Linked DNA regions of Homo sapiens: region 1 is linked to region 2. A link is an interaction called in ENCODE POLR2A ChIA-PET data of the cell type or tissue named here. Cell type or tissue: MCF 10A. All regions are shown on one strand. Each heading gives the region's core, and the rest is flanking DNA. Links, peaks and the distances in the headings are about the cores only.

Evidence for each region. Peaks named below come from ENCODE experiments on the same cell type or tissue, not always from the same donor. Only the 100,000 strongest peaks of a DNase experiment are listed, where the experiment ranks them.
Region 1: POLR2A ChIA-PET joins it to region 2 with 10 read pairs; 5 of 35 experiments call an interaction of 5 or more read pairs at or near these places.

The regions. Positions count from the first base shown.
Region 1 is chr2:19,223,238-19,233,551 of GRCh38, reverse strand. No RefSeq gene overlaps it. Among named protein-coding and RNA genes, the nearest start is that of MIR4757, 120 kb to the left of the region's middle. RefSeq lists enhancers at 4,390-4,936, 4,021-5,220. In MCF 10A, for the core only: no CTCF peak of the experiment used is centred there; a DNase peak (open chromatin) is centred at 4,621.
Region 2 is chr2:19,343,880-19,354,193 of GRCh38, reverse strand. It overlaps OSR1 (odd-skipped related transcription factor 1), which reads left to right. Exons shown (of 3, transcript NM_145260.3): 2 at 357-1,053; 3 at 1,784-2,709. The coding sequence starts at 389. The coding sequence ends at 1,919. It overlaps MIR4757 (microRNA 4757), which reads right to left and starts at 5,765; the gene lies at 5,689-5,765. RefSeq lists enhancers at 3,615-3,684, 6,008-6,137, 6,188-6,457, 6,608-6,667. In MCF 10A, for the core only: a CTCF peak has its summit at 3,923 (motif pointing left); DNase peaks (open chromatin) are centred at 5,813 and 6,133.

The DNA.
Region 1 (10,314 bases), core at 1,333-9,332, 120 kb after region 2:
TTGGATGTTAATCCCACCTCTGTCATTTACAAATGTTTAAACCAACCTCTAAAATTCACTTTCCTCATGTGTGAAAAGAGAATAATAATAACTCAGTTGTAGGGTTGTTATTGAGGATTAAATGAGATGATGTGTGTAACACTCTCACCATATCGCTTGATATTTAGAGAGCACTCCACAAATGTGAACTATTATTGTTACATGGAACTGTAACGAACCAGGTCCTGGTGCAGACTAGAATGTCTCTTGACTTTGCTTTTTACATTTTCCATAGCTGAAAGCATATTACAGAATTCTAAATTATAAGGATATTTTCCCTGCAGGCTTGATTTTAGGAAGAATTATGCTAAATATTGTTCTGCTTTTTCAAAGTTTATCCAGAATGACAGTTGTGGTGTATAATACCTGAAACTAGAGATTGGAACTTTTTCTTAAAAATAGGAACAGGAGGTCGGGTGTGGTGCCTCATGACTGTAATCCCAGCACTTTGGGAAGCTGAGGCGGGCAGATCACTTCAGGTCAGGAGTTCGAGACCAGCCTGATCAACATGGTGAAACCCCATCTCTAGTAAAAATACAAAATTAGCCAGGTGTGGTGGTGCATGCCTGTAATCCCAGCTATTCAGGAGGGCAAGGCAGGAGAATCGCTTGAATCCGGGAGGCAGAGGTTGCAGTGAGCCGAGATCACACCATTGCACTCCAGCCTGGGCAACAAGAGTGAAATTCTCAAAAGAAAAAAAAAAAAAAAGAACTGGAAACTACATTAATGAAATCAGGTTTTAATATTCTTATTAATTTAATAATTTCAATATTTACCTTAAATATTATTTTAAAATGGGAATTTCATTTGAAAAAAAATTTTTAGACAATGTCTTGCTATGTTGCCCAGGCTGGACTTTAACTCCTGGGCTTAAGCAATCCTCATGTCTCAGCCTCCTGAGTAGCTAGCTGGGACTACAAGGAATTTCAATATTTATTTTAAAAAACATGAAGAGTCTGTCATTGTCATGACCTGACTCCTGATTGCCACAGGCCCACTCTCTGCTTCATCCAGTGAGAGGAAGAATGACCTTTGTAACTCTTCTGTGAAGCTAAAAGTGAAAAGGAAAGATAAGCTTTGGTAACATTCTCTTACTTTTGAGAAACCATGAGCAGAAGTCAGAGGCATGAGCAGCGCTGGTCTGGGTCCCTTGCTGCAGGACTTGGCTGGTGCCTAGTGACAGGGAGGCCACATGGAGTACTGAGAATCAGGAATGGAAGAGAAGCATTGTCTCAGCCCCACTAGAAGGAACAGGCTTGGAACTAAGCAAGGCCCATTCCAGCCCTGGAAGAGGTCAAACAGAACATCCATAGGCTTAGGGAAAGACCTGACTATTCAAGAAAGGATGAGAAGCCTTCTCTAAGCAAGTATTTACTGAGCACCCAGTGACACCATCAGGACTTCAGGTATCATAGACACGATGGCCAGACCTTTAAGGAGCTTCTGGCTGGTATGAAGCCAAGAGTTCCGCACAGTACGCGGAAACTCACTTCTATAACGTAGACTTGCTGCTAGTCGTATGAGGATTCACAGGTAAACATGATCACATCTCACCAATTTGCCTCTTTCTGACCATATCTTATTCACTCATCTGTTGTCTATCAATTCCTGTTGCAGATGCCTAATCCAACTTCTGGCATAGAGAAGGCCCTTAGAGAAAAACATTGTGAATGAATGAATGAATGAATGAATGAATGAATGGGTGAGTGTGCTGGGTGTTGAATCAGGTCCTAGCCTTGATGTCCTAGGAAAGGGATTCTTGATGATGAGTTACAGGATTCTCTTTTACCAGGGAGAAGGGATCTTGGACACTAGGAATCTTTACTTATCCTTGAATGCTAGTTAATTAGGTCATTAGAGGGATGTTCTTTATTTCATAGGGTGCATTTCAATGCACAAAGAGGATCAAAGTTGAAGACTTTGGATTGTGTGCTATTAAAATATATGTGATAATTTTTTTCCCTTGAATTTAAGTTTAGAAATAAATGTGTCTCCAAAGATGGATTTAAATGTTTTGGATTTATAGGTATTAAACCAATGTACTTTCCCTTTTTTGTTGTTCAGAGTGCTTAAAACTTAAATCAGAGCCCAGCTGTTGTGCTAAACCTGTCTCAGTGCCTAATTCCATTGTCATTCTTACTTTACATTGCGTTTTTATCTTGGGATCATAGGATGGGTTTTCATGAAGCCCCCATATATTTGCAACAATTTCTGGGAAGAGAGGACATAGATATCAACATTTCCTTGGAAGGATTTGTGATTGTTCACAAAGTCCAAGAACCACAGGTTTAACTGATTTTCATTTTCAATGGTGATTCCCAGGACACACAAGCCTATAGTGACTGGTGAAGCTGAAGCAATAGATACTCAAGAGTAACTCTCTAGCTTATATCCCCCATTTTGTTACTGTGACCCCAATATCCTTACCCAACCCCTGTCTTACTTTGAAGGCAGGGTCCACAAAATACCAGTTGTACCAATGGCAGAGCTCAGCTGCCTCTCTCTTGCCCAGGGGTGAGATTCACTCTCTCCCACTATTTCCCGTAAGACCTTTGCAAGTCAAATACCTTACATCTTTTCATGCTATAAGCTGTGTGGGAAATGTGATGTACTTTCTGCTGCTCTCATTGCTTCTGAGAGCTGTATAATACTGTAGGGAGGCAGTCAGAAAAAAGCTGGAGTTCAAGAACTTCTAATGGAAACTTGGAAACAGTGCCAAAATCCAGTTTTCCTCCCTTGCTTTTCCTATTTGCAAAACAGCGTAGGAGATTGGGGCTAGTTGATTTCTAAGATAATGATGATTTTTCCCTTGACTCTTGACTTTTTTTTTTTTTTTTTTTTTTTGAGACAGTCTCACTCTGTTGCCCAGGCTGGAGTGCAGTGGCATGACCTCAGCTCACTCCAACCTCCATCTCCCGGCTTTGAGCAATTCTCCTGCCTCAGCCTCTCAAGTAGCTGGGATTACAGGTGCTTGCCACCATGCCTGACTAATTTTTGTGTTTTGAGTAGTGACAGAGTTTCACCATGTTGGCCAGGCTGGTCTCGAATTTCTGGCCTCAAGTGATCTACCCGCCTCGGCCTCCCAAAATGCTGGGATTGCAGGTGTGAGCCACCACACCTGGCCTTGAGTCCTACTTGCTGTTTCATTACTTGCTACCCAGAAAATTATCAATTTTTCTCATACCTCTTATCTCAAGTCTAAAATAAGAATGTCATTGTAAACTATCAATCCAGGGCAGGGGTGAAGATGGCTGGTGAGTGAGTAGTTAGCAATAATAATAACAGTGGAAAATGAAAGAGATTAAGTAATTTGCCCAGTGTCACAAAATAATGAGAAGCAGAGACCCAAACCCAGGCCTAGCTGACCCCCAAATCCATGCCCTGAAACACTTTGCAATACTACCAAGTGCAGAGGGGCATTTGCGAAGATCAATCATGGGATACAGGTTTGCCCTGAGTGATGACATCGCACATTAATCAAACTTCACTTGGGGGCAGGAACTGGATTCTAAAAGCAACCTGAAGGCTGCCAGAACTCGGAAGACAGAGTCACCTTCAATCTTTATGAAGCCAAGGGCACCAACTGAGCAATCTGGAAAGGACTTTTCTAGTTATTTCAAAGCTTAAATATGTAATAAAATTCTTGAAAATAGGAAATGCCAACCCTTTGTTCATATAGCTGTATTTTAAAAAATTATCCTAAGGATAGATTGAGAGGTGTACACAAAGTGAAACATACCCATGGTCACTTCAGTGAACATTTATAGTATCAAGAAAGATGAAATGAAGCCAGTGATCAACAAGAAGTTTGCACAAATACATACACATATACACAGTGGGACGTTAAGCAGACACTAAGCCCGTATGTGGAAGAGTACGTACAGACGGAGGAAAGTTTTCTTGTGATATTGCTAAGGAAAAAGGCAGGCTACAAAACAGTATTTATTTTTATTTCTTAAAAAATATATTCACAGCTTAAAAAATGGACTTGGGCAAATGTAATATTCACTTGCCCGGAGTGGTAAGACTCCAGGTGACTTTTGTTTTCCCCTTTGTGATTTCCCACTGTCTCTAATCTTTCTGTAATGAGCATGTATTACGTTTGTAGTCAGAAAAAATGTCTAATAAACATCATGTATTAAAGAAGCCAAATCCTGTCCCTGTAGCACTCAGCTCAGGAGTTATGCTGCTTTGTGGCCTCAGTGTCATACAGGATCTCTAGCCTTACAGGATTTCAGAGACTTACCCTCTAAGCTTCTGTCCTGAGGGCTCTGGCACTGGCCCTGAGCAAGTGCATTGGGTTGGAAGATAAGCTGAGTGTCACCTCTCCTGGATACAGGTAGTTACCCTTCTCTGCAAAGCCAGGTGACGGATCTGATCTCATGTACCAGACCCATTTCCCCTGAAGAAACTTCTTCCCCAACCCAGTGGACTGCCTTGTAAAGGGTGTCCCTTGTCTCCACTGGGTGGGCGTCTTTGTGCTACGGGATGTGGTGATTGTCAGCCTTTCCAGGGACTTCCTCAGGTCTTCAGGCAGGAGGCACTAGGCAGGCTAGGACAAGCTTGTGCTTGCCTGAATTTGCCCTGGCAACACTCAGGGCTCGGCTTTGCTCCATTGTCATGCATAAATAGCAGATAATCCTTTCAGAAGTAGGCAGGATTTAAGTCTTATAGTCACCTACCCAGAGGGAGCCATTGGCAGTGCTCAGCCCTCTCTGTGCTGTCTTGCTTAGGATGTGAGGGTGTTGGTTAGATAGGCTCAGTGTTGTAACCAGCAGTCCATGGACTCAGTGATTCTGAAGGGCAGCTGCCTGTCAACCTTTAAAAACATGGTCATCCCACTCTGAGATGACAAGAGCCACTCCTCTAGGTGAGTCCCTTCTATTTGTCGACACCATCTGGTTGGTGCCTGACCCCAGGGGCACTGGCCAAAATGTGGGGCTAGTTTGTGCTCACTCTAGGAGCTGAGGAGAAAGGTGGGCACCCTGAGCTGGAGAAAGGCTGCTTTCACAGTACTATGCCTGGGAGGACAAAACCCTGGACAGATTCAAGTGCAACTGCTTTTGCTCCTCTGACCTTGTGACCTGAATGGGGAAAAGTGCCTCTGTGAGCATTGTCGGCGGGTGGTGCAGGGAGAGGGCAACATTCAAAGCTCTGCTGTGCATGTGTTCCCTTGGTTTTCTTGCCTTTCTTTCTCCCCCTTTGAAATGAAAAATAAAGCCACCTGTCAAAGCTGGTGATATGTTCAGACCTGTAACCCACACAGATTCAGGAAGACTTCAAAGTGGAAACTCCTCGGATCTGATTACATTTCATCACAGATGGTAAATTTATGCCCTGAGCCCCCACCTCTGCTCTGACTTCTGTACTTTAAGCTGGTGAATAGAATATACAGTGGTGTTGTTTGCAGACTAATGAGTTAAATGCCATTTATTCTCTTAAACTTTAGAGACTATCTGGATTTCAACAGAGATGAAAATGAGACTTAGCTTTTTTTGTAGATTCCGGGCTCTGAAAGACATTTGCCTATTAGAAGATAAAACATTCCCTATCAGGGTGTCTGCCAACTTGATAGCACTTTAACTTGTAAAAATGGAAATAAAAATAGTGCATAAGTCACAGGGCTGTTATGAGCAATCATTAAGTTATTATGTGCAAAGCACTAGGAATACCGCCTGAGACAAATTAAGTGTGGTATATGAGTGAGGTATTGTTTTCCTGAGGCATCAGATACAGATGAGGCTGGAAAAAGGAAGGTGAGTCTGTGTGCTGACGATGTATCTGTAACTGTGTATGCCCCCTGTCTAGTAAACTCCACTGGCAGCCACTCCAGGCACACCATGACCTGACTCCAACTTAGCAAAAGGAGAAAGCCCTATGTCACATGGCTTGCTTCTGCAGCAATTTTACTCCAGAAAACACTGTCATGTCGCCTCCTCAGAGAAGACCTACCCAACTTTTGCTGTCTGTTATCTCTGAACTTATATAACACACATATTCAGGGCCATGGAATTTGGTCTTGGGATTGGACTGACTAAAAAAGTGCTGTTATTTGACTTATCCTATGAGGCTCTTTTTACTGCTTCTATGAGAGGAGCCCATGGGGCTTCTCTGTTGTTGCACAGATCTGTCAACTTCTGATTGTTGTTCAAGGCTCAGATAAAAAGCATTTATTAAGAAAAGAGTAGGAATGACTTGGAAGAGATGTTGGGCTCATTTTAGAACGTCTCCCCCCAAGGTTAAGCTGAGTAGCGCAGACCTGGGGAGCACTTCCCCATCCTGGCAAGGGAGAGTCTGTTACCTCATGTGCACAGAGCACTCATTTGTTTTCCAAATGGGTACAGCTAGCCCAGCAGGAGAGAACATTTCCCTCTGGTTCAGGGATGTTCCTTTGTTTCCTGCTCTGTCAGCTGTAAGGTTCAGGCAGCATCACGCCCCCACAGCCTCTCAGGGTACAAGGTGGGAGCTCTGGGTACATGCCTCTAGCTCATGAGTTGTTCCTGCCTGGCTCTTCCTCGGGCTGAGAAAGGATCCAAATGCAGTCTGGTTTGGTATTGAGTAGCTCCTCATGGCCACTTGACTACCGGCTAAAAAGCATCCCTAGAGAGAGCATTTCTAGGCTGTGCTCTTAGAGTAACTAAAGCTGTGTTAGGGGAATGTTTTCACATCAGGGTCCTAAGTTGGCTTTAGACTCCCATTGCTCTCTCCTCCTTTTCCTTTCTTTGTGGCACTTTCTACACAGATTAGAATCCTGTAAACATACTCTTTTAGACAATTGCTATTCCCACTGGCTCTTCAGCCAAGAATAGAGCATTCAACAGACATCTCCTGACTGCAGACTCTGCCCATGATCTCGAAGAAACAAAATAATTGCCGTCATCTTGGAGCTAACAGTCTCGTGGTGCAGACAGATATGTAAAGAGGGCAGAGTCCGTGGCAGTGGAGGTGTGTGCGGGATGGGGAGCTGGAAGGACCATGCTCTCCACAGGCTGCCTTCTCCAGCCTCCTCCAGGGGTGGCTTCCTTGTCTAATGGGAAACCGCCACAGCAGGGACCACCTCAGAAGGTGCCTTGGGGACACATAGATTCACCAGATGTAGACATCTTCTTTTTTGGGATTGATACTGGTATTAACTATGGCCTTCTCTCAGCTTTGAGGCTTTCAGAGAGGCCCTGTATCTCTACACTGAAACTTAGCCTGGTTCTTAATTTATCGGTCTTCTTCTGTGCACCTGGTCTTACTTCTCTCTGATTACCAGGTTAATTTAAACATCAAATGCTCTTAAGTTTTTTTTTTTTTTCTAGACTCCTCACCTTCTTACACCCATCCCAGCCCAACTTGCATGCAGTCTTCATAGCTTACTCATCCATCCTCAGCCTTTGCTTGACTTTTGGGAGGCACTGTCTATACCCTTCCTATAGAAACAGCCACTCCCATCCCAGGCCTGCCTCTGGTGTTGTGGTATCATAATGCCTTCAGTTTAAAATCCTGCTGAAATGCTCAGCACTTGTAAGAGAGCTCTCTTAGATTATGAATAATTTGGAACACAGATTGCTTCCCATATATTTTGGTGCCCCTTTCAAAGTCTAGAACAGTGGATTACGTGTGGTAGTTATTCAATATGTTTCTGTTTCTGATTGCTAATAATTTTACACACCTTATTTCTAAATCTGTCAATAAATACTGCTTGACCATATTACTCTTTCAAAATTAAAACAAACTCCTCACACACTTGTACACACAAGAATTACAATAGTTCCTGTTTATTGAATACTATGTGCCAGGCTGTAGATGACTTACATGCATCATTTTATTTTAACCCTTGTGATAACTCAGCAAAGTAAATATTATCTTTATAGTACAGATAAAGAAACTCTGGTTGTTGCAAGAGCCTGGATGAACGAAAATCTGTATGCCCACTGTTCATTCAATGATGATCTATGCCAATTGCCTAGTGTAAATGCCTCTGCCTGGGGGCAGTGGGATTTGGAAGGGATTTCATGGTGTATGAGAGGACAAGGGATTTTAGGACCCATGAGTCCCCCTGAATTGCAGAATTTTCTTTTTCTCTTTTGCAGTATTAAGCTTTAAGCAAAAGTTACTTTAAATAAAGTGATGACAATAAGAGGGTCATTTGGGTATTTTTACTCATCATGTGACTCAATATGGATTACTCAATATGGATTTAGCACAGCTGTATTTTAATAATCTAAGCCAGATTAAATGGATCCATGTTTGAAATGTGTATTTTATTTAACAATGTGTTACTTGCAGTACTTTAGATACAAGTGGGCTTCTAAGTTCCTGTTGAGGAAGCTGTGTGGATGTTCAATGAGCTACAGTTTTCACAAGATTTGTCTCTTCCAAATCTTATAAAAAAATAAGCTTCAGTAGCTCATGTGTTTCTCAAATAAATGAACACTAATCAAGTCACACAGTTCAGTTCATTTAGTTTTTAAAATAGCTCCATGCTATTTTACTTTAAAAATCTTAAGAGATTTCCTGAAGAGATCATTACCACCAAGTTGGTACTGACTTGTGGAGGCAATAAAACAAATAAAGTCATTAAAAATAATTTGAACAAAAGGAGTAACTTGATATCATGCCGTCTACCTTCGGTTAAAATGACATTTTAAAGTTCTCTTTCATCTTACTCAACAGATCTCTAAAAGAAAAAGATGTGATTAATAAATTATCCTCCATAAATCTTATGATAACTATTATAGTCTTTGGAGAATTATGAATCCACATCTGGAAAAAGTATTTTATATGCTACTGCCTGTAAAGCAGCATGCCATGCATTTTACAAGTGCACATTAGTAAGTAAAAATACGGTATGTTTTTTGTGTTCATCATTTTCCCCTCCAAAAGAAGTGTAAGCCTAGTTTATTTCATAATAAAGAGTGCTAATAAAGTTTATGTGAAGCTTGTTTTCTGCCCTTACTTTGGTGCTGATGCAGTTTTGGTAGGTTATTTGGAATGGGCTCTCTATGAGAACTCAAGGAAGCCTTCACTATAAGCTGACTTGGTTGGTGCCCTTAGAACCCCTGTGTGGGCAGAGGCCAGCTGGTCCAGAAACATCACAGGAGTAAGCAGAACACATAAGAACCACACACTTCACTTTTCTCATGTGCTTTTGAATTTGATCCCTTTTATACTATTTTAAATGCACAAGTCTCAGGAGCTAGTGATTCAAAATGCAAGGTTGGCTCATTTTTTGAATTAGGAATTTGATTAAACTTAAACATTGGTTAAATAAAACGAGCAAAGTACTTTGAGAGCCAACAATGATCCCTTGGAAATAGAAAATGTTTTTTCGTTTCCAAGCAGCTGTTTGCAATAAGAAATGGCTGGTGAAAGAGAAGGACGCAGTTAAGTGAAGGTAACCCCTCCAGGGTTTTATGGTGCTCTGTAGTCATGTGAGCACAGTCAGTGATAAATATCGCAATAGAGGTTTCAATGTGCCTGGTTTTATTTTCACGTGGATGCTTGAATACATTTCAACTCAAGTCACAGAATGCATTTAATGACTGTGGAAAAGCACGATCATAACATACACAAAAGCAACCTTAGAAAAAAGAGATGTATGAGTCTCATTTCTATAAGAATAACCTACAACAACCCATAACAAAAACACCTGTAAACCAAATTTTCTTTTGTTTGGATTTTGGAAAAGCAGCAGGCTATCTACTAAGTAAATACCAGGCCTTTGGGCTCTAGAAACTTTTAATGCATTTATCTTTTGGGCCTTGTTTCCAAACATTTAGAATTACCAGATAAAGGGCTTGTGATGCTGTTGCATAGTGAGGACCTTAAAGGTCACTGAGTCCAGCCCCATTACTTCACAGATGAGGAAGCTGAGGAGCAGAGTGAGAACCAATGACTCACGAAGACAGGATTAGGACCAGTGTTTCCTAAATTTAGGCCTCCCAACTCCTAATCACTCCAGTAGATTGAAAATACTTCTAATTTAAAATGGGGGCAGCATGTCATGTGAGGAGTGGGGTCTGCATTCCTTTAAGAGAATCATCAAAATACATTTTCTAGAATCCAGTGACATTTATTGACAAAGGCAATTGATAGTTCCATTCAAAGTGTCACGAAAACATCACCTGATTACTATGAGATAGGTAAATGTAGGTATCTTTGCTTCACTCAGGGAACACTGGGAAATAGTTTTATTGTTCTAAATTTCTAGAATTATTTCTACCAATAACTAGATGTGTGAGCTGGCATAATTCTCACAAAAGCTATGCCCCTAAATTTCTTCAATTT
Region 2 (10,314 bases), core at 1,367-9,366:
ACCCGGGCTTACCTGGATGTCAATTTCTACAGGACAGGCAGTTTCCCTTTGCTTGTTCCTTTCTCAGTGTCTTGCATACAGTAGGCCCTTCCCTCTATCAAGTTGTGTGGCTCTGCCAGACGCCATTTGGAGGGAGCCCTTAGACCAAGGAGGGTTCTGAAAAGAGGGCTCCCCTGCGTCTTACATTCCCACCCTCTTTGTGAGGGCAGTGGGTTTTGGGAATGGGGTCTTAGACTCTTAGCTCCTGCGCTGGGTGTGAGGAGAGGGTGTGGCTCGGCTGGAATTCAGGAGGAAGGCGACCCACCCTGAACTTCTTTATTCCTCTCCACGCCCCTGCCTTCTTCTTTTCTTTGCAGATCCGGATTGAGAAGCCACTGCAACTACCGAAATGGGCAGCAAAACCTTGCCGGCGCCGGTGCCTATCCACCCTTCCCTGCAGCTCACCAACTACTCCTTCCTTCAGGCAGTGAACGGCCTGCCCACAGTGCCTTCGGACCATCTGCCCAACCTGTATGGTTTCAGCGCGTTGCACGCTGTGCACCTGCATCAGTGGACGCTGGGCTACCCGGCCATGCACTTGCCGCGCTCTTCTTTCTCCAAAGTGCCGGGCACGGTGTCCAGCTTGGTGGATGCGCGCTTCCAGCTGCCCGCCTTTCCCTGGTTCCCTCATGTCATTCAACCCAAGCCCGAGATCACCGCTGGAGGCAGCGTTCCAGCGCTCAAGACCAAGCCGCGCTTTGATTTTGCCAACCTGGCCTTGGCAGCAACGCAAGAAGATCCGGCCAAGCTCGGTCGCGGGGAGGGCCCAGGCTCCCCTGCAGGTGGGCTGGGTGCCCTCCTCGACGTGACCAAGCTGTCTCCAGAAAAGAAGCCCACAAGGGGACGTCTGCCTTCCAAGACCAAGAAGGAATTCGTCTGCAAGTTCTGTGGCCGCCACTTCACCAAGTCCTACAACCTACTTATCCATGAGCGGACGCACACCGACGAGCGGCCCTACACCTGTGACATCTGCCACAAAGCCTTCCGGAGGCAAGACCACCTGCGAGACCACAGGTGCGGCACTGCGGGTGGCGCAAGAGAGAGCTCTCTGCCTCTGGCCTCACCATCTTTCTCCCTAACGAGGTTCTTGAGACCCCCTACTGGCTCCAAGCCTCTGGAGCTTCAGGGAATTCTTTAAAATCAAGAAGGAAAGCCTAGGAGATCCAGGGATAGGTTTTGGAGCATGGGTTCAGGAAATGTGGGAATAAAGAGGACCCAAGATTAAGTGAGGTCTCCGTGAGCTCCAGACAAGCACACAGCTTCCTCTGCCCCACTTCCTCCATCCTCAGGGGTGTGACATGTGACACATGTGACAGTTAAGTATTTGAAATGTCTGAGAAACTAATTTAGTTTTATTTAATTTTAAGTAATTTTAATTTTAATAAGCACACATGCTAGCGGCTACCATCTTCGACAGCGCAGGTCGAGCAAATTGTCCGACCCCAGCTCCCTTTACTCATCTTCAGTGTTGACCTTATAAGGAGGCCAAGTTTGCCCCTCCTGCCCACCAGGAAGGCACCTTAAACAGGTGGCTGAACCTGTTTAAGGATCAGACTTTGCTAAAGCATCTCCTTTACCTCCCCACTCCATCCCCAATTAACATTTTGTCCCATCCACACTTGGTACCTGACTATACACTTTTCCTTTGAGGGCAAGTGCCCCACAGCAGTGGGAGGGGATCTTGGGCAACTGTTTATAACATTGCATCATTTTGCAAGGATGAACTCTCTGTTTCTGCCCTCAGATATATTCACTCCAAAGAGAAGCCCTTCAAGTGTCAAGAGTGTGGGAAAGGATTCTGCCAGTCCAGGACTCTCGCTGTCCACAAGACGCTACACTCACAGGTGAAGGAGCTCAAAACCTCCAAGATCAAATGCTAAATAGAACCTGTGGGTCACAAGGACCCTAGGCCCAGCGGCCCTCTCCTCCATAGGGACCAGAAGCCTGACTCTGGCGGGCAGCGGGAGAGGCGCTCGCTCGGGACCTTCCACCTCTCCAACATTGTCCCCTGGGTCCCTGGCGCACGCGGCACTTCAGAGCCCCGCCCGGGGCCGCGACCCCGACCGTCCCTGCTGCTCCCCTAGGACGCGGCTAAACTCTTGGCCAAAAGGCGGTACTCACGTGGCGGAAGGGAAACTGCATTAAAAAAAGAACGAAAGCTCCGCGGAGCCGCAGCGGCGCCTCTCCCAGAAGTATTACTTTTTCTATTGTTATTTTATACGTTTTCTTTTTTATTTTTGTCTTTGACCATATAAGCTTGTAACTCTGACTGCGGAGAGTGAGTGGAGAGAGGAGAGGCAACGAAGTCCTTAGCACTGGCAGCTCCCACCTCCTCCTCCCGCCCCTGCCCCCACCCCCGGAGCCTGCAAAAGTGTAATCCCTGTATCTGCTTCAGCCTCCTGCCCTAGGGACCGCGGGGCAGCCCCCTCCCAGCTCTTGCAGCTCAGCTGGCGGCCGTGGGCTCCGGGACTAGGAGAGCGGGACGGGGACCTCGGGCCTGGGGTCTGCAGGGGGCCCGGCCTCCGCTGCCGCGACACTGCGAGGGAGCAGCCAGCCAAGAGCCGGGCGTTATATTGCGATTGGCACTTTATGCTGACCATCGGTAACGGACATTTATCACTGGAGTTTTTTTTTTTTTTAACTATTAAATAAACGGTTATTTTACAGGCATTGCAGGATGGGTAATTTCCCTCCTAAACGCAGGAAACCGGTTGGGTCCTCTCTTTGAGAGGACCAGGTTTCTCTGCTGGACGCCAGCGTGTCCCCCTCCTACCACCCCGTCTTATTAGGATGACAGGGCTGAGATGTGTGGAGCAACGTCCTCTCTCCCGGTTAGGTCTGCCTCCGCCCCACCATGTATTGATTTTCCTACTTTTCTCCTCCGCCTCAGGGATAGGGTCTCAGCCTTCCCACTCCTCACCGCTAAAGTGCTGTGAGTTTACGAAGAACCTAAGCCTGAAGGCAGAAAACCGCCCGTGAGAAATCCCAGAGTCTCTGGGTGCTGAGACAGCGTCTCTGGGTGCTGAGATCGCTTAGGGTGCAAGAAGAGAAGAGAATGTCTTTCCCCACCCTAACCGAAGGCCTCCCTCCTGGCCTCTGGCTTTGGGGTGGGAAGGACCCGCCCTCACAGAGCCTCAGAGCTGTAATATTTCCCGTTCCCCGGGTCTCAACACTCGGGTGCAAATACACAATGACCGCTGCCTCCCCGGAACCCCAAACCAACATCACTCCCTCCCTTAGGGTCCCTCAGACACAATTCTCTGCTTGGGACTTGTCCCCTCCTAGGATCGAGGCTCTGCACCCGCGAAGATTCCCTACAATTTTAAAGCCTTGTCAGGAATGGTGGGGGCGGGCGCCCTGGGAGGCCCGGGACGCTTAGGAGGAAAAATTCGAGTCCGCCTTCCATAAGCTGAACCTTCCCTGGGGTGTCTAGTTTTCCCACAGTTAGAAGCCAGGCCGCCGGGGCTCTTCTCCTTGGGGCAAGGCGGGGCTCCCCCCAGCTCCAGCGCCCTGACCGCGGGACCGCGCAGGCGGTGGCGCCCGCGGCCTTTCCCAAGCGCAGGATGGCCTCTCCAGCTTCAGCGCCCGGAGCGCGGCGGCCGCGGATGACAACTGGACTATAAGCTTCCCTGCTGCAGGCACCAAAAATCCCAGCCTCAAGCCGGGCCCTGCTGGCTGAGAAAGCGGCAGGGGATGCAGAAGTTAAAACGCTCTGGGCTTTCACCACCCCATCCCCACCTCCTCCGGGAACGCTCCTGAGTCCTGTGCGGGCTAGAACTTCGAGGCCCGGGAACCCAACTGGGCACTGGAGGCTGGCCCTGCCGGCGCGGACCAGCCCTGGCCTCCACGCTCAGAGCCACGCTGCCCCCTGCTGGCCAGCCCTGGAGGGGCGGCCCAGGACTTGGCACCTCAAGGGGTCTTGCCCGCAACCTCGCGAAACCACCAAGCATCTATGTGTTTGGTCCCAAAATCTTGACTGGCCCCAGGACCCACTGTGGATGAGGGGCAGGGCGCTGCTGAGTCTGGTCTGGTCTGAGGGATCTTCATTAGTTGGGCACTATCCCAATCCTTCTTCCAAGCAGTTCACAAGGTCGCGCGCGGCCCAGGATTATGCCCCCATTCCTGAGAACTGGGGCCTCTGAGTGCGTGGAAGTGGGGCTAGCCAGTAGGTTTGCGGGTGGTGTAGACGGTCTGCGCCCAAGCGGCGCACGCAGGTTGTGGTGTGGTTTGTGCCTGACCATAGCTTGTACTAGGGTCAACTGCAGAATCTTCCTTGGTTTCTTTATGAAGCCCCAGGAGGCTGCGGGCCATGGTTGCTCCAAAACAACCAGAGTGCATGGGTGAACACACACACACACAGGGTGCCCTTCCTAGTCCCTTGGCTCTTTCTGGGATGCTATCCTTGGGGTTGTCTATGGCTGCTCTTCCCTAGCCCCTGACATCCCTCCACCTCCCAGAACACATCATTCCACCTCCCTGAAGATCGAGCCTCTGCAGTTCCCGGGGCCTCAGGAAGCTACAAATGCGGTGAAATGGGGAGGTTTGCCAGCCACGTTAATCCTTTTTGGGTCACCCCACCTCCAGCACTGTGAAAACCCACCCAGTCCAAGGTCTGCAACTGAATGTCAGTATCAAGTGTGCATCCTCAAAATAACAGATTTCCAGTGCAGAATTTTAAATTGGGGATGGGGAATGGAGGGTGGGACAGGATGATGCGCAGCAACTCCCTGGCCCTCTCAGAATGCCCCTATTTGCTCTACTGATGTTTGCTGTTATCCCGGTGGACTCAGAGATCACGTCTCCCTGCAGCTTGTTCTAGTGATTCATAGACTGTGCAGAAACAGTAACTACAGGTGGAAAGGCCGGCTGGGCCTGTGGGCCATCCGACCCTATCCAGGCTACAATTCCCAGGTGATGTGGTTGGTTGATGTGGTTGGAAACTAGTGCCCCAGTTTCCTGCTCATACTCAGTGTGGGTTGCACAAAAAGTGCAATTGAGAGGGTCAGAAATGTTGGGTGGGTTTCCTTGCCTGCCCCAATTTTTCCCCCAATGCATCTCTAGAAAGTCCCAGCTCTTGTCTCCTCTCCAGACCCCCATCACAATAAGCTTCGCTGGTCCCAGTGACTGTGTGGCGCTCAGCGTTGCTGGGGCTATTTTTCAGGAGAAAAAGAGGCCGATGGTGCTGGCCAGGTGGAGTTCAGCTGGGGCCCTTCTCAAAGCTGCTAGGCCTGAAGTTTTTGTGTACGGCTGGGGAAGCTATCTGGCCTAGGACAGCCTCTTGGGCAGGGAGGGCGGAAGGTGCCAGAGACCCTGGGCACAGCCCGGAACTGCCAGATGCTGTCTCCGGTAAGATATCAGGTGCTTCCAGGGAAAAGAACAGCTTGCAGGAGCTTCTTCCTGGGAGAGAGTGTTTCAGGTTCTACCCCCTATTTCCAGAGTGTAGTTAGGGGTTAGGGACCCACTAAAAAATGTTTTCCCGCGTACTTCCTTGCCGCGGAATTCACTGCTCACATTGTGGGGAGGGACGCAATGTGATGCTCTGGGACTCCCTGACGTGACCTCAGCTCCCAGAACCTGAGGACCTGATATCCTAAATCCCCTAGAATCTTGGTGTCCCCATAGCCGGCTCAAAAGAGTCCCGTCCCACCTCTCAGAGCGCGAAGCCTCTGTGACGTCATGGTCTCCTCCCGCAGACACCGTGACGTCACAGAGGCCTCGGGCTGGAACACAAGGCTTGAATGAGGTCCACAGAGGCATTCCATTACGTAACTTCGTGACGTCACAGATGGGCCCCGCCTCGGGCTAACATATCCACACCTCTCAGCCCCGCCCCGCCCCGCCCCGCGAATCGGCCCAGGCAGGCGCCACGAATCGGTTCGTCTCCACTAACACGATCCGCAGACCCGAAGCGTTGGCAGCTGTCCTGAGTGAAGGGCGGTGCCCTGCAGCGTCCTCTTCTTGAATCAGTGGTTTAGAGTGGTCTCCCTGCCCGCGGGGTTTCAGGGCAGCAGTTGCCGCGGCGTACTCATCCCACCCACTTCTGCGCCCACTATGGCCGCGCCCACTGCGGCCCCGCCCTCCTCTCCCACTGCGCAAGCGCCACGCGCAGGCGCAAAAGGAACTCGCAGGCCAGTGCTGCTGGTGCCGGAGTCCGGAAGCTGACGGCGGTGCGTGGAAATCGTCGCGGAGTTCAGTGTTTTGCTTTTGGGGATCACAAACTCAGGGGCACACTGGCCCGGCGGGCGCATCCAGCCGTTGGCGTATGTGTGGGCAGAAAATGCAGACGAGAAAGTGGGTGGCGCTTGGCTAATGCGGGCTGGAGCCCTTGACTTGGAGTGCCCAGTCCAGCGCCGCGGTCCTACAGAGGCCCCTGGGATCTGAGCTGGCGAGGGTGGCGCGGCGGGTCCTACCCAAGGCCAGAAAGTTCGCTGCGGTCCCAGCTCTTTTGGGCAGCCTCTCTGAGGTAGAGCTCTCAGACGGTCTTCAGCCCGGTGGAACGCCCTGGTGTCCCACTCCACCCGTTCATCCCGACTTCCTGGGCCGTCTCTAGAGCCCAGTTGGTAGTTGGGCCCAGTTGGCATATGTTTCAGATGAAAAATTCATTACGGACTTGAGATGCTAGGTTGGAGACAAATCTCATGTCAGTGGCAGAGAAAGAATTCGAAGCTGTGCTTTCATTGAGGGGAAGGGCCAGAAGACCCAGCTCTAGGTTTTTCTGACAAGCACAAGTTTTGGGGAAGTCCCTGTGCTTCACTAGCCTCAGTTTTCTTCCTATAATGGGGGTAGGGCTTTTCCTACCTACCTCATTCACTTTGTGTAGAGTTAAAAGTAATACACATTTTGCCAATAATGTATTCACTGCTTGAACCAAAAACTACCCTAATGTGTTGTAGAACAACTTTGGCATGTATGAAGGCCTTGTAAATGTTGATGATGATGATGCTTAGAAATGCCTCTCAGCATTTTGACGTAGCCTGCCTCCCAACCTACTGTATTCCCAGGAGATACCACCCCCATCTTTATTATAACAGAGGCATCCTGAAATGAAATGAGAGAGGAAGAATATCACTGAACTGGTGGACTTCTTGAAACCCCCGGCAAAAAGCCTTTTTTCAATGACGTAGGGAGCAATGGATTAATCAGTTCACAAATTGTTATGTTTGGTTGGGATGATGTGTCATGGCCCTATGTCAGAGCGCTACTCACCACACGTTTGTGGAACCCAGGGAGTTAAAAAACAACCTATGGCGACTGAGGTGTGGAGCTGGGGAAGGAGCCTATGTACGTATGTGGCAAGTGTGACTGCAAAGATAGGGAAGTGCTTAAACACAGGCTTGCAGAGTGAAAGCTTCCTTGTGGATTTGTGTTTTCTTATGATTGATTGATTGAAACAAGTTCTCCCTCAGTTGCCTAGGCTGGATTGCAGCGGTGCGATCAGGACTCATTGCATCCTCAACCTCCCCGACTCAAGCAGTCCTCCCACCTCAGCCTCCTGAGTAGCAAGGCTACAGGTGTGTGCCACCACGTCTGGTAATTTTTTCTACTTTTTTTGTGTAGAGACGAGCTCTTGCTATGTTGCTTAGACTGGTCTTGAACTCCTGGTCTCAAGTGATCCTCCCACCTTGGCCTCCCAAAGTGCTGGGATTACAGGCGTGAGGCACCATGCCTGACCCATTTGTTTTCTTTGACTTGTGTTAGAGCATCCTAGTCTAAAGAAAAAGTGGCCACACAATGTTCTTTATGTGGACTTCTGCAGGAATGGTCCTCTCACCCAGTCACCCAGTCCTGGCAATTTGCTGCCATTTTTTTTGGTCATTTTTCCTGGCTAAGTCTAGTTCCAGCTCCAGAGATTAGAATATGAAAGGATTAACCCCCCAAAATGGGATGGAGGGATGAATGAGTTGAAAGTTTTTGTTTCCCTTTTCCAAACACTGAGTTGGCTCTCATCAGCACAGCTGTCTCTGGGGATGTATAAAGCGTAATTAATACATTTTAAATGTTTGGTTTCAACTTTTTTTGCTAGTGAGATAAGATAAGGAGTTTTTGTCATGACAAGGGAAGGGGTGGATTTCTTTCTATCATTTGCAGGAGTGGGTACCACTTGGATCCTGTAGGTAGACAGTTGCATGAGATGATAAACTTTATAGGGGGCATGGAAGAAAGCCAGTGGAGATGGGGAAGGAATGGCTAGACTCTTTAGCTTCCTGACAACCAGAGGGGGAAAATGAACTTCCAGAGAATTTGGGTTTTGCCTTAAATATTGAAATTTGCTTGGGCATTTGGTCCACTTCTTAATTAACCTGGGTCCAGAACTGAATGTCTTTGCAGTCGGAGCTCAGAATTGCTTTGGTATCTCACAGTACACATAGCATTTCCCTGTTGGTGTACGGTAGGCCAAGGACCAGAGCATGTGTTGTGCTGTAGCCAAAAGGAATAGTCTCCATGACCTTATCGTTGGAGAGATCATTGGACACTGAAATAGTTGAGCATGGACACTCTAAGATGGGTGGAAATACTAGAAGAGTTATTATTAGCAGAGGGATCTATGTATCCATAAGATCCATATTTTTAATTATAATGTTCATATCTTCTATATTCTTTTTAATAAATGGTGCTGGGAAAACTGGCTAGCCATATGTAGAAAGCTGAAACTGGATCCCTTCCTTACACCTTATACAAAAATTAATTCAAGATGGATTAAAGACTTAAACGTTAGACCTAAAACCATAAAAACCCTAGAAGAAAACCTAGGCATTACCATTCAGGACATAGGCATGGGCAAGGACTTCATGTCTAAAACACCAAAAGCAATGGCAACAAAAGCCAAAATTGACAAATGGAATCTAATTAAACTAAAGAGCTTCTGCACAGCAAAAGAAACTACCATCAGAGTGAACAGGCAACCTACAAAATGGGAGAAAATTTTCGCAACCTACTCATCTGACAAAGGACTAATATCCAGAATCTTTAATGTCTTGATTTCTTTACCTGTTAATTCCTAACTGACACTTTAGTGTGTATTAAAAACTCCCGCCGTGATGGTGGAACTGTCATTTTCTTATTGTAGTTCCATCAAAGATATATAAATTATATATACATATATACAAAAATTATATATATGTACACACATATACATGTATGACTGTTTAAGCTATTTACATTTATTGTGATGTCTATATTGCTGTTATCTTCTACCATCTCACTTTATGTTTCTAGTTGTCCAACTGTTTTAATGCCCCTTTTCTGACTTCCTCTGAATAAAATGATAAGCTTTCGCTTAATTTCTTTAGTGCTTACTCTTGAATGTTTAATATGTTTACTTAGCTTAAAGTCTCAATCAGTAACATCACTTACCTTTTTAATAATATAATAAATACAGCAACTTCGGTCACACCTGACCAAGATCCCAGTTTATATGTCCCACAAAATTCATTAGGCTCTTTACCCTCACCACCCTTCTCACCACTCCTGGGCCTTGGCTGCTCACCTGAGGCATTGCTTCCTTTGGATTTTCGGTGGCTGCATGGAAGACCAGCTTATCCTTGAGTTCACCCTGACCATGGTTACATTTGTCTCTCCATGACAGTCAGTAGTGCTCTTGGGAATTCAGCGTGGCAGTTGGGACAATGGCAGGGGCTGGGGCTTTACCTCTGTGGGAAAAGTATGAAACATTGCTAGGGCTTTTCCAGCCAGAAAGCTGGGCAAGCTTTTGCCCCTAGCAAAGGATAAGTTTTATTTTAATTGTCATAAGTGTGTATTTAACTGGGCCAAGGAGGATTGGAAGTGCTGGGGAAAGCATTCAGTTGTAATACATTCCTTCAGCTTTACCCCCAAATGTTTTAATTTGAAAATTTCCAAGCATATAGAAAAATTGAAATAATTTTATAGTGAGCATCCATAGAATGGATTTCTTTGAGTTTATCCTCCTTGGGGTTTTCTCAGATTCTTAGTCTGTAGGTTTATGCCTTTTTTCATATTTGAAAATGTTTCAGCCAATTACCACCTAGATTTCACAATTGGTCTTTTACTATACTTGCTTTCTCACAGTCATCCATCAATCTATCCTTCCAACATTTTTAAAAATGAAAATTTGCAAACATACAGAATAATAGAAAGAATAGTACAAAACACACCCTCAGATTATCCTCATAGAGTCAACAATTGACAATGTTTTATTCTATTTGTTTCCCTCTCTGTCTTTCTCTCTGAATCATTTGAAAGTCAGTTCCACACTTCATTATATTTCATCCCTAAATATTTCAGCACATATCTCTT